Linked DNA regions of Homo sapiens: region 1 is linked to region 2. A link is a loop called in an ENCODE intact Hi-C map of the cell type or tissue named here. Cell type or tissue: sigmoid colon. All regions are shown on one strand. Each heading gives the region's core, and the rest is flanking DNA. Links, peaks and the distances in the headings are about the cores only.

Region 1 (5,371 bases), core at 251-5,250, 180 kb after region 2:
TTTCTGGGGAATTGTCCTTGACACTCCTGATCAGTCACTGACATATGTCTGATCAGTGACCGGATGAGCTCATTTTCCCCAGTGCAGTGAGTTGTCCTAGAAAATCCAGGCCAAACCCTAGGAGGCAGAACCTCAGGGACTCCAGTTTCTGCACAGAGTACCTCCCCAGGCATCTGCTTTCTAAGTTTGGAGTCTCCATCTTACTAGAGCTCACAGGCAGTTTCAGGAAAGGAAATGAAGACTGAGTGGCCATGGAATTTAGAATTGCGCAGATGTGGGGCATTGCTCCACACCGTAGGCATCTGCTTCTTCTGTTCCCTGGGCAAGGTGATTTGGGGCCAGTCTTAGGTGTCTCTGATTGGGAGAGCCCCATGCTCCTTCATTCAACCTGCATCACATCGTGGAGAAGCAGGAGTCGCAAGGGGAGAAGTCCAACCACAGTAGGAAAGTACTAATATCATGCAGAAGAGCAATGCTGCCGCTTACCAGGTATAGGTATGATGAAAACAACCAATGTTGCTGCATACAGAGACTTAGAGCAAAACAGCACTTGTCTGGACCCCTTGGGAAAGTTTCTCTTAAAATTCAAGTGAGCAAGAAACATCCAGTCCAAGGAAATTCTCCACCACGTACGTTTTCTGGTCTGGAACAGAATACCAAAAACTCTCCTTTATGTCTGGAAGTAAAATTTACCTGTCATTTCCTTGCATGCCTGTCACTTACAACATAATTTCAGGAAGATTGGCTGGTGCTCATGGTGTGCTTCTGCTACCACGAGGTGGATGAGTTTCAGAAGAGTATTGTTTATAGCATTTGAGAATCTTCCAGTGTTCTATTATCGTAAAAGGAGATAAAATAAAGGTTAGGCCTGAGTTATAACTCCAAGTCGACATGAGCCCAACGTTGAGCTATTAACAGGGCTGGCATTTCACAGCAGAGCTGCCATAAGCGGGATCAACATTAATTAATAATACCTTGGCATATAGCAGGGAATTGTTTGGCAGCTCAGAAAAGCCCTTGTCAAGACAGGCAAAGGTCTAAGCCTTAAGGCTGTAGATCTGCATGCTGAACCATCCGGAGAACCAGGGTTGAATTAGGTCTCTGAATGATAGGGATAACGATGCTCTTGTGACTCCTGAGGACACAGTGAGATCGGGCAGTTGGGAGTGCATGGATATGCTGCATAAGGATGTATCACCACGTGTTTACAGTCTATAGACTTATGTATGTGATTATTCATGGCTTGTTTTCGTACAATGATACATAGTTACAGTAGATATTTGTGTATTGGGTGTTATTTTCTACGAATGTAGACTAGGCCAAATATTTTCTATTCCTCAATCAAGGTACACTTGGAGAATTGACAGGATGTGTCAGATTTTCATTTCCTGACACATACTTTCTAGATATGTGTCCGCATAGCTTCACTGAAGTAGAATTCTAACAGCCACAGAATTGAAATTGGAATGGCTGGGCAAGATCTGTACCTGGGCTTCCTTTGTTTATGACTATTGGATTGGAAAGGGTTTTCTCTTTTAGCAACCTTTTTCCTTCCAAATAAACCTGACCTATTTTGTTCACTCCTTCACTGTGTCTGCTCAATATTTTTAGACTCCTTTCCCTTGGAACTTTCTAGCACATGGTGCTCTGTGACTATTCTTTTCTGGTAAGCCAAAAGCTTGCCAGCACTAGGACCTACCTATGCCTCATAAGTTGGGATTTCCTAAGAGCAGGAAGGGTTTCTCTCCTTTTTGACCATGGGCACTCTTGGGGTAGAGGCTCCTGCCTCTCGCCTCCCCTCAGGGCCTTTGGAGAAGGGGCTGCAGTTGGCTGACTCAGTTCAGGTTACCATTCAGCCACGTGGTTGCAAGGGACCTGCAGGCCAGTAGACCTGTCTTCACAATAAAGAATTCTGTCATGGCCAGAGCAGGTTTACAGACCGTGGAGTTTTCAAGTGGCTCAGTGGGTCTGTTCCTTCTCCCCCCTCTCTCTCTCACATACTCTCTCTGTCCCTTCTCTCTGTCTCATGCTGATTTTCCATAACTTAGCCTGAAATCCTTGAATATGAGACAATCTTCCACATCTGACTTGTACATTTTGTGTAAGCTAAAATTAAACAAAACCAAAAAGTAAAATATATTGCAAATCCCTGGCATTGCCCTAGAGTCCCTGTAGCGGGTGGCATCATTGTCAGCTGGTGAATTTGGGAGGTGGGGAGTCGGGTGATGATCAGATGCCTGTTAGTTTTGGAGGCTTTTCTCTGAGCTCCACTATATCATATAGCCCAAAATTATTTGGATCCACTTTGGGGCAACTGCTTGGCCTAGAATGTTCCCCAAGTGCTTTTTTTTTTTTTTTTTTAAAGAAATGAATTGGCTGTATTTCACAGAGTAGAGTTAGTGTTTTTAAAAGTCTGAAAAATGATATCCAGATGTTCAACACAAAGTTGGGGGGTGGGGGCTTTCCTCCAATTCCAAGCCTGCCACAGTGATTCTTATTTTGGTTCCTCCCATCTGGACAGCTGCCCCGAGCTCTCTGGGGGGCTACCTTAGGAGACCGCCCGGGAGCTCCAACTGGCCCCAAACCTAAAGAAGGAAGGCGGGCCATCTGGAATGCATCGTCCAGATCGGCTCCACGCTGCCCAGGCACCCTGACAGCTTTTTGGGACTGTGCGAAGCTTGGATTTAATCCATCAGGCTCTCTCTCCAGTCGGAGGCCTCCAGACTTCTCTTTGTCTCCTTCCAGCATTTGGATTCCATAGAGGCATAATTAGACCTGCTAGTCACTTCCAAGTTTGTCTTTCTCAGGAAAAGGACCAAGGTGTACTCTGAGAGACACTGTCCAGCAGCCCTTGGGCTGGGAACAAAGGAAGGGGAATGGTTTAGGCAAGAACGTTCTCGCCACCTCCTTTTATTCCCACTGCAACATCTCAACCATCCACTTCAGTCCAATGATCGACGCTTATTTGGAAAGGAGAAAGAAAATTCGTCCAGGATACTGTGGGGAGCCTTACAAAAAATGGCAACCTGACTTTCCATATCATTTCCACACCATGGAAGGCCTGGCTGGGAGAAATAAAGGGATGAAAGTTATGGGAGAGAAAGGGGTTAGGAAGAAATTTAGAACTGTCCTCAAACCAAATTTCAAAAAAGGATTGAGGGTTTCACATTTTAAAAACCCATACATTCCTGTAAACTATTGATGGATTTATTGCAAATTATTTTTCTAGGGCAATAAACACTTTGTTAGTATGGGAAAAGTACTGACCTGTTCCTTTACAAAATCTAAACCTTCTCCCTCTCACTTTGTTTCTACTTCTGATTTGTTTCTTCATAGACAAGACAAAAGATTATTTCCCCCAAACTTCTGACCAAGGAAGCACAGATTCCAAGTTAATTGGATCTAAATGAAAGAGAATCTACCGGTTGGGTGCGGTGGCTCATGCCTGTAATCCCAGCACTTTGGGAGGCTGAGGCAGGTGGATCACTTGAGGTCAGGAGTTTGAGACCAGCCTGGCCAACATGGTGAAACCCCGTCTCTACTAAAAATATAAAAATTACCTGGGCATGGTAGTGGGTGCCGGTAATCCCAGCTATTCGGGAGGCTGAAGCAGGAGAATCGCTTGGACCTGGGAGGCGGAGGTTGCAGTGAGCCGAGACTGTGCCACTGCACTCCTGCCTGGGCGACAAAGGGAGACTCCGTCTCAAAAAAAAAAAAGAAAGAAAGAAAGAAAGAAAATCTATGTCTCACATCAGGCTAGTTCTCTCAAATGGCTAGAGTGTGCTGACAATAAATTCCAGAATTATCCAGTACTGTCATCTAAGAGTTGCCTTTGAAGCCTCTAGTATGTTTGGCAAACATACTAGAGCAAACTAGGTGTATGTTTCATGCATCTATTCAAGTCACCCATCTGCCAGCTGCCAGTTGCATTAAGCTCTCCTTGCTTCCTCTTCCAGCCCCATTTCCAGCCACTGCTCACTCCTCCAGGTTCACCACCTAGAACTAGCAAAGTGCAACCTAGAACCAAGTTACAATGCTGCTAGCTACACGTAGGTCTCAGCAGAGGTGAGTGGAGCAAGCCACACTTCTATATATGGCCCTGCTCTTTCACCTTCCCCCCCAACACATGCCACCACCACAAAAGCTATACAAATGTATCAAGATTTGGAGCAATAAGGAGGTCATATTGTTCTACAGTGGACAAATTAAAATTGAGCGGCGAAAGTCCTCTGGCTATTCCACATAGCAAATTTTTTATTCTGCTTTCCCCATCTATGTTCCAGCCACCTGTATCATTCAAACTGCTCCAATCTTCTCCAAGATTCTCTGTTGTATTTTCTCCATTACCTCCAGTATCTACCAATTATTTATGCAGAACAATTGAGCCAACCCTTTGTCTCCTTCCAGATGACCACCTCCCATATCGACAGAGACCTGCAAACTATTACAACAGACAGGTTAGTGTACTCCTTCCCCATGCTGGAAAAAAATCACTTGAAGCACTTGTCCTCTGCAGGACATCTTTGTGCTAGATCTCACTGGCAGATGAAGGCATGTGGCCAGGGTGAGGTGGGGCTGGGGAAGTGATCCAGTGCAGAAGTTGGCCCTGGAAGTGCCAGTGACAGGTAGACAAGCATCTCAAGGTCAATCTCAGCTTTGATTTCATACCAGGTTGAGCCTGAGGTTTCTAATCTGGCAGGCAGAGCATAGCCCAGGGAATTTGAAAGGGAGTCGGAGCTCAGAAAGCCTCTGGGTGGGCAGATACCACAGGGACGGTTGACCTGTGGGCTGCAGGACTCAGCAACCAAGTTTGGGTATAGACCGACACTCCAGTTCAGGAACGAAGACCAACAGCAGTAGAGTCTCCTATCATGGGATCATCATTCAGAGTGGAGCTCTAACCTCAGCAGAGGATTTAGGTGCTAGGCAGAATAATGAGCTGAAATGTCCAACATCAAGGTCAAAGCCTCAGGAGAACATGGAGAATGTAGAAAGAGCTATATATAACTCAGGGCCAATATGCACACCCAGTAGTCACTACAAAGGCCTCAGATCTCCAATTCATTTACCAGCAATAACCCTTGGACAGTAACATAGACACCAGGTGCTTAGGCACCTGGCTGTGGGGCATGACCTGATTCTAAGCCCCACTGGTTGGTGGGTGAGTGGGCTGGGCTAGGCTATTTCTGTCCTGAGCCAGCAGGGCGGGCTCTGTTGGACTAGGGAAGGCAGAGGAAGAAGAAACCATGCAGGGAATGGTAATCTTCAACCATGAAGGATAACATGTTTATTATTAGAATAGCAACTCCCTGGCATCCTGGCCAGGTACCAGCCGGATGTGGTGGAGAAAGCACCAGATTAGGAGTCCAGA
Region 2 (5,371 bases), core at 151-5,150:
AGTCAGGGCCGTGAACAGCCGTGGGAGCAAGGAGAGGCTTGCAGCAAGGGAACAGGGGTCCTACCAGGGCCTGGCTTAGAGCACAAAGCTAGTCAGAGCTGGAGGGACCCTTGGAGGCCAGCCACTCCTGCCAGACACCTGCCTGTTCCCTCCCCGACCCCCACCTCACCTTAGAGAATTGGAGATTTGTAGTTTTGACAGGTGGGGGAGAGAATGAGACTCTTTCTCCATCCCCAAACTTCCTCCCACCAGCACTAACTCAAGGGATATCCACTCTGTTTTACTTCATCAGAACAAGAAGACCGATTGGATCTGCTTAGGAAGACAAACCTCCCAGGGGCACGCTATTCAGTCCACTCCTGCTGGGGACAGAAGACCTTTGGGCAGCCCTGGCTCTGAGACTTGCCCTTTCTTGGGGCAGCACAGGTTTTAAAGACTAGGTGCCCTGGGGTGACAGACAGAGACCCCCAACCTGCTTTCCCTAACATTCCAGGAGGACCCAAATCACTGGCTCTTCCAGGCTCTTGGCCACTTTCCAGTTCCCATGAGGATTAAAAGGAAGAAGTGGACTTTAACTCCAGCGATGGGACTGTGGATGGATTGAGGGTGGGAGTGCCCTGAGACCCAAGGAGTCCGCCAGCCGGTTAGTCATAGAAAAACACCTCCCCCTTGGCTTAGGTGTGTACCTAGTGGAGGCAGAGCCGAGAGACAGATGTTTTCTCCAAATCTTTCCAGCCTTATGACTCTTATAATTAGACCTGGAAAAACATCTTTTCCTTTCTTCATTTTTTTTTAAAAGACCAGATTGTCTTAAACACAGAGTGATCATTTGGGCCACTGGAAAGCAGAAAAAAGAGAGAGATGACCGTTTGGAAATAATGCTTTCTTTCCACGTTCTGCTCCCCTACCCGCTGCCTACATGCCCTTCTCCCACTCTCCCCAACTCCCCCCGAAAATGCCCTGCTGCTGTGGCTCTGACTCCAGAGGAGATGGAAGATGACACCCCTGGGCTTCAAAGGCATTTCCAACAAGGGCTCAGCTTCTTGCAAAGCCTCTGAGAAAACCTTGGCCAACCCCCTGGCTCCCCGCTTCTAGCCTCGAAACTGAGGCTGCTCTGCCTGTCAGGAAGCCTATAAATCCCCAAGTCGGCAAGAAGCTGCACTCTGGAGCTCTCTCCATTGCTCAGATACCTGGCTGCAGGCCCTGGGCCGACCTCAGCCAGTCTAGAAGCTGGTGTAAATAAGCACATTTATCTCAGACAGAACTCATTTTCTGAGGAAGTGGATTCCCCTGGGGATACCAGCAATCAAAAAGTCCGTTGTTCCCTATGGGGCCACAGCTCTTCCCCATTTGACAGCTGATATTTAATTGATGGCTGCTTTTCTCCATAAGAATATTACACGGTGTTCTTAGAGTTCCAGCAAAATGATAACTCCTTTGTCCCCAAGGCAGAGGAGCAGTGGCTGTCCTCATATCTATCTAACCTGGGGGAAATACATATTAGGGTAACTGCCCATATATCATTGATCAAAAATTCCAATATGCTGCTGCCCTTCTTGAAACTAGAACCAAGCACAGTTTGCAGATAGGAGTTCCTGGGAGTTGAGCAATCTGGGAGAGTTGTATTACTCAGAAATGTTTCAAGTCTGGGAGAAAAAAAAGGAATCTTAGTCTTAGAGAGAAAGATCTGGAAAAACATCAGCCTGGAAGCCTCAAAGATGTGAGATGTCAGCATTAGAAGGGCACAAGTCAGCAGCCAGGGTGGAATTCAGAGCCTCACCAAGGCCATGCAGCAAGGTGTGGGGCAGATAGAGCCAGGTAGCTCCTCGGACGCTGAGCAGAGTGGCAGGCAGAAGGGAGCAGGAACATCCTAGGAAGGCCCAGGCTGCTCTGGAGAGCTCTGACGGAGAGGGGCTGTCTGACAGCCTGGCTGCCCAGAGGCCTATGTTTCAGCCCATTCCACTCCTCAGTGGCTATCTGACCTCAGGCGAGTCCCTTGGTCTCTGTGCCTGTTTCCTTACCCATGGCAGGAGATGGAGATGCTCAAGTAAATGACAGAAACAAGAAGGTCATGAACAATACACAAGGCAGGAGCCAACCGAGGAGGGCTGGGACCACCAGCCAAGTCTCACCAGCTGAATTCCATCTCGGGCCCTGGAGGCGGCAGCATTTACAACCACAAAGCAGCCTAAATTTGGCCAGCCAGAGGCCTTCTGCCCCTGGGGTGGGTCTCTGGAGCTCTTGCTGGACTGATGTTGCCCTAAGAGATCCTGGCTGGGCCTCTCCCCCTCACCCCACTCCTTCCTACTCGTGTGTTTGGGATTAACATTCATCCCTTGAACTTTTTCATTTTTCTACTGAGATGGAAACTTGGCCAGTGACCAGGCCTGGTTGTGCTCGCAGTACGGCTGGGCTCAGGCCAAACTCACGGTAATTGTAATCATATGCGAGGTGCTGGCTCACTGGGCGCCAGGGCTGGGGGAGGTGCAGGGCTGCCAGGCAGTGAGAAGGTGAGGGAAGGGCGCTGGGCTGGGCGCCAGGACCTGAGCCAGTGTGCAGACGGTATGGCCTTGGACTCCTGCCCTCACCTCTGTGAGCCGTGATTTCCTTGTTAATAAAATAAAGGGATTGGCTTATAGGAAATCTGAGGCCCCTGTCCAGGCTATTGTGGGATATGGACCAGATCTCATGTACTGCCTTTAATCCCCCCAACTCTGGCCTGGCCTTTCCTGTCCACATAGAGGGACCGTGAACAGGGTGTCACGTAGGAGGGTTCCAGCTTCCCACCCCTGCCCTCCCTCATCAACCTACCCGCTTTCTCACAGGACACAGAGCGGAGGGGCACTCCAAGTCAGCAGGAACTGCAACTATCACTGTCCCAGGAAGGCAAGCACGGGAGTAGCAGAGGGACTAGGATACCAAGGTGGGATGGGGATGCTTAAAGAAGAGTCTGGAAGGGAGAGGCCGAAGATTATCCAAGACAGCCTTCACCAGCTACCCTGGGGTGCAAGGGCAAACCTGATTCCCATTCCCCCTGAGCCCAGGGCTGGGGCTGCCCCTCTGCCTGAGTTCATCCACCCTCCAGGGGAACACTGCTCTGCATTGCTGGGGCAGCCCAGAGAATTCTTCACTCCGTGGGTTGTTGTGTCTTCTGTTCACACTGCAGTCTCAAAAGCCTGAGAATAAAGAACAGGCAAAGGGCTGTGAACGGTGGTTACTTGGCTAATTGCTATTGCCCAAGAGCAAGGGTAACCTTGTAAAGCACCGTCTGAGTAGAGGTGATGAGAAGTTTCTCCAACTTTCCAGAACCCTTGGGGTTTCTCTCTCTCCCTTTCTACTTCAAATGAGTCTCTCCTTGCCTCTTCCTTTGTCCATCTCTGTCATGTCCTCCCCTGCTGCTTTTCTCTTTCCCTCTTATGCCTGCTTCTCCCTATCTATCAAGAGAAGCAGAGTAGAATGATCTAGTAGAAAGAGAATGACTTGGGAGTCAGGCAACCTTGACCTCTTTAGCCTCAGGCTTCTAATCTATGAAACTGGGAAAATGACAGCCTAACCTCAGCACTGCCGGGAAGATTGAACAGGATGTTTCCCCACACATCATTTTACGTAGCTTCTTTATCTATGCCAGCGTGTCGGTCAGGGTTTGGTTATAATACTGGAAGCTGCTCTAGATATTCCAAATACACGGGGTTTTAATACAAGGGATTTAGAGGCATTCATAATGGACGGAAGGGCTGCATTAGGGAAGATCAGGGAAGTCACTGTCAGACCCCACAGAATCAGGAAGTGCCAGGATTGCAGAGAAGGCATGGAGATCATTTCAATTGCCTGCAGCACCAGAGCAGAAAGCAGACAGCGTGCAGGAGCTTGTTTGAAAGCCACCGTCTACCACGCATCTGCCCAGGCCAATTCAGAGAAGGGCTTTCTCTCGCCTTCAGCTTCTGATGCTTGTGCAAGTGCATCTTACTGCCAAAATCTAACTTAGAACCATGATGGAAAGGAATGCTGGGGAGTAAAGATCCCAGGATTTCCCTACCCCGGGAGACAGAGGAACAGGCAGAGGGGAAGTGGAGGCCTGCCGAGCCTGGCAGCATCCCCATCGGCAGGGTATAGTCTCCTGGTCCGCTCAACCCAAAGGCCCTTCCCACTTCCTCGGCTGCATTTGGCAGGAACAAAGGGTTCATATGCCATTGTGTCCTGGGAAGACGGGTAAGGGCATAGGAACAGAGAAGAAATAGAAGAGCTATTTTACAACTTGTGGAGACATGGAAAAAGGCAGTTAAAAAATAGTTGTCTTTCCAGAGGGCACACTATGAAGTCCTAGACATAGGGGATGTCAGGAGCAAGCAGCTGGCTGCGGAAGTACCCCGGGCAGGTCCTCTTCTGTGCCTGCTCTCTCTCTATCTGCAAAATGAAGGAGCTAAACTCTAAGGTCCCTTTCAGGGCTAAGCTCCTATGACTCCGATTAGTGAGACAGAAAGAAGACGTGCTTGGCATCCAGATGTGATGTTTCATGTCCCCTCTCCCTCTCCCCTGGCTTCTTCTCTCAGCCTCTACAAGTACTCAGGTCTTCGCATCCTTTCAAGACAAACAATCAAACAAAGCAACACCTCCTTATAAGACAGAGGGGATCTTATAACCCTCTCTTCAACTGCTGCTCCATCCCACTCCTTCTTTTTACTTCCAAACCTCTCGAAAGAGTTGTGCATGCGCACACTGAAGAGGAGACTGGTGTTCAAGCCCTCTTGGCTTGCAGGTCTCAGGCCTTGGAAGGGAAGAGCTGAAGAATTCATCCACTGGCAGGTGAATAAAGTCGGTGCTGATGCCACCTGTATGACTAATCAGCCTTCTGGAAGAAATTGCCTGACCGTGGGGTCCTGCTGCCCAGGAGGCTGGATTTTGGGCAACGCATTTGTTTTCTAGGGCTGGTGTCACAGATTACCACAAACTTGTTGGCTTAAAGCAACAGAAGTTAACAACCAAGAAAACAAACAACCTAATTCAAAAATGGGCAAAGGAACTTGAATAGACATTTCTCCAAGGAAGATATATAAATGGCCAATAAGCACATGAAAATAGGCTCAATATCATCAGTCATCAGGGAAATGAAAATCAGAGGCACAATGAGATACCACCTTCTACCTCCTAGGATGGCCATAAAAACAAAAACAATGCAAAGCAAAAAACTGAGAAATAACAGGTGTCAGCAAGAATGTGCAGAAACTGGATCCCTTGCACATTGCTGGTGGGAATGCAAAATGGTGCTGCTGCTTGGAAAACAGTTTGGCGGTTCTTCAAAATGTTAAACATACAATTACCATAAGGTCCAGCAATTCCACTCCTAGGTATATAAGCAAAAGAACTGAGAGTT

The links. Hi-C counts contacts between places; a loop is a spot of excess contacts. Peaks named below come from ENCODE experiments on the same cell type or tissue, not always from the same donor. Only the 100,000 strongest peaks of a DNase experiment are listed, where the experiment ranks them.
Region 1: it touches region 2 in a loop (7-fold over the local background); 1 of 110 quality-filtered maps calls a loop at or near these places.

The regions. Positions count from the first base shown.
Region 1 is chr2:46,663,702-46,669,072 of GRCh38, reverse strand. No RefSeq gene overlaps it. Among named protein-coding and RNA genes, the nearest start is that of SOCS5, 33 kb to the left of the region's middle. In sigmoid colon, for the core only: no CTCF peak of the experiment used is centred there; DNase peaks (open chromatin) are centred at 923 and 2,592.
Region 2 is chr2:46,844,478-46,849,848 of GRCh38, reverse strand. All of the region lies in intron 1 of LINC01119 (long intergenic non-protein coding RNA 1119), which reads right to left. LOC107985880 (a long non-coding RNA gene) reads left to right here. Exons shown (of 2, transcript XR_001739449.2): 2 at 1-766. Among named protein-coding and RNA genes, the nearest start is that of LINC01119, 19 kb to the right of the region's middle. RefSeq lists an enhancer at 1-39. In sigmoid colon, for the core only: no CTCF peak of the experiment used is centred there; DNase peaks (open chromatin) are centred at 628, 1,138, 1,898, 2,448 and 2 weaker places; H3K27ac peaks cover 3,547 bases.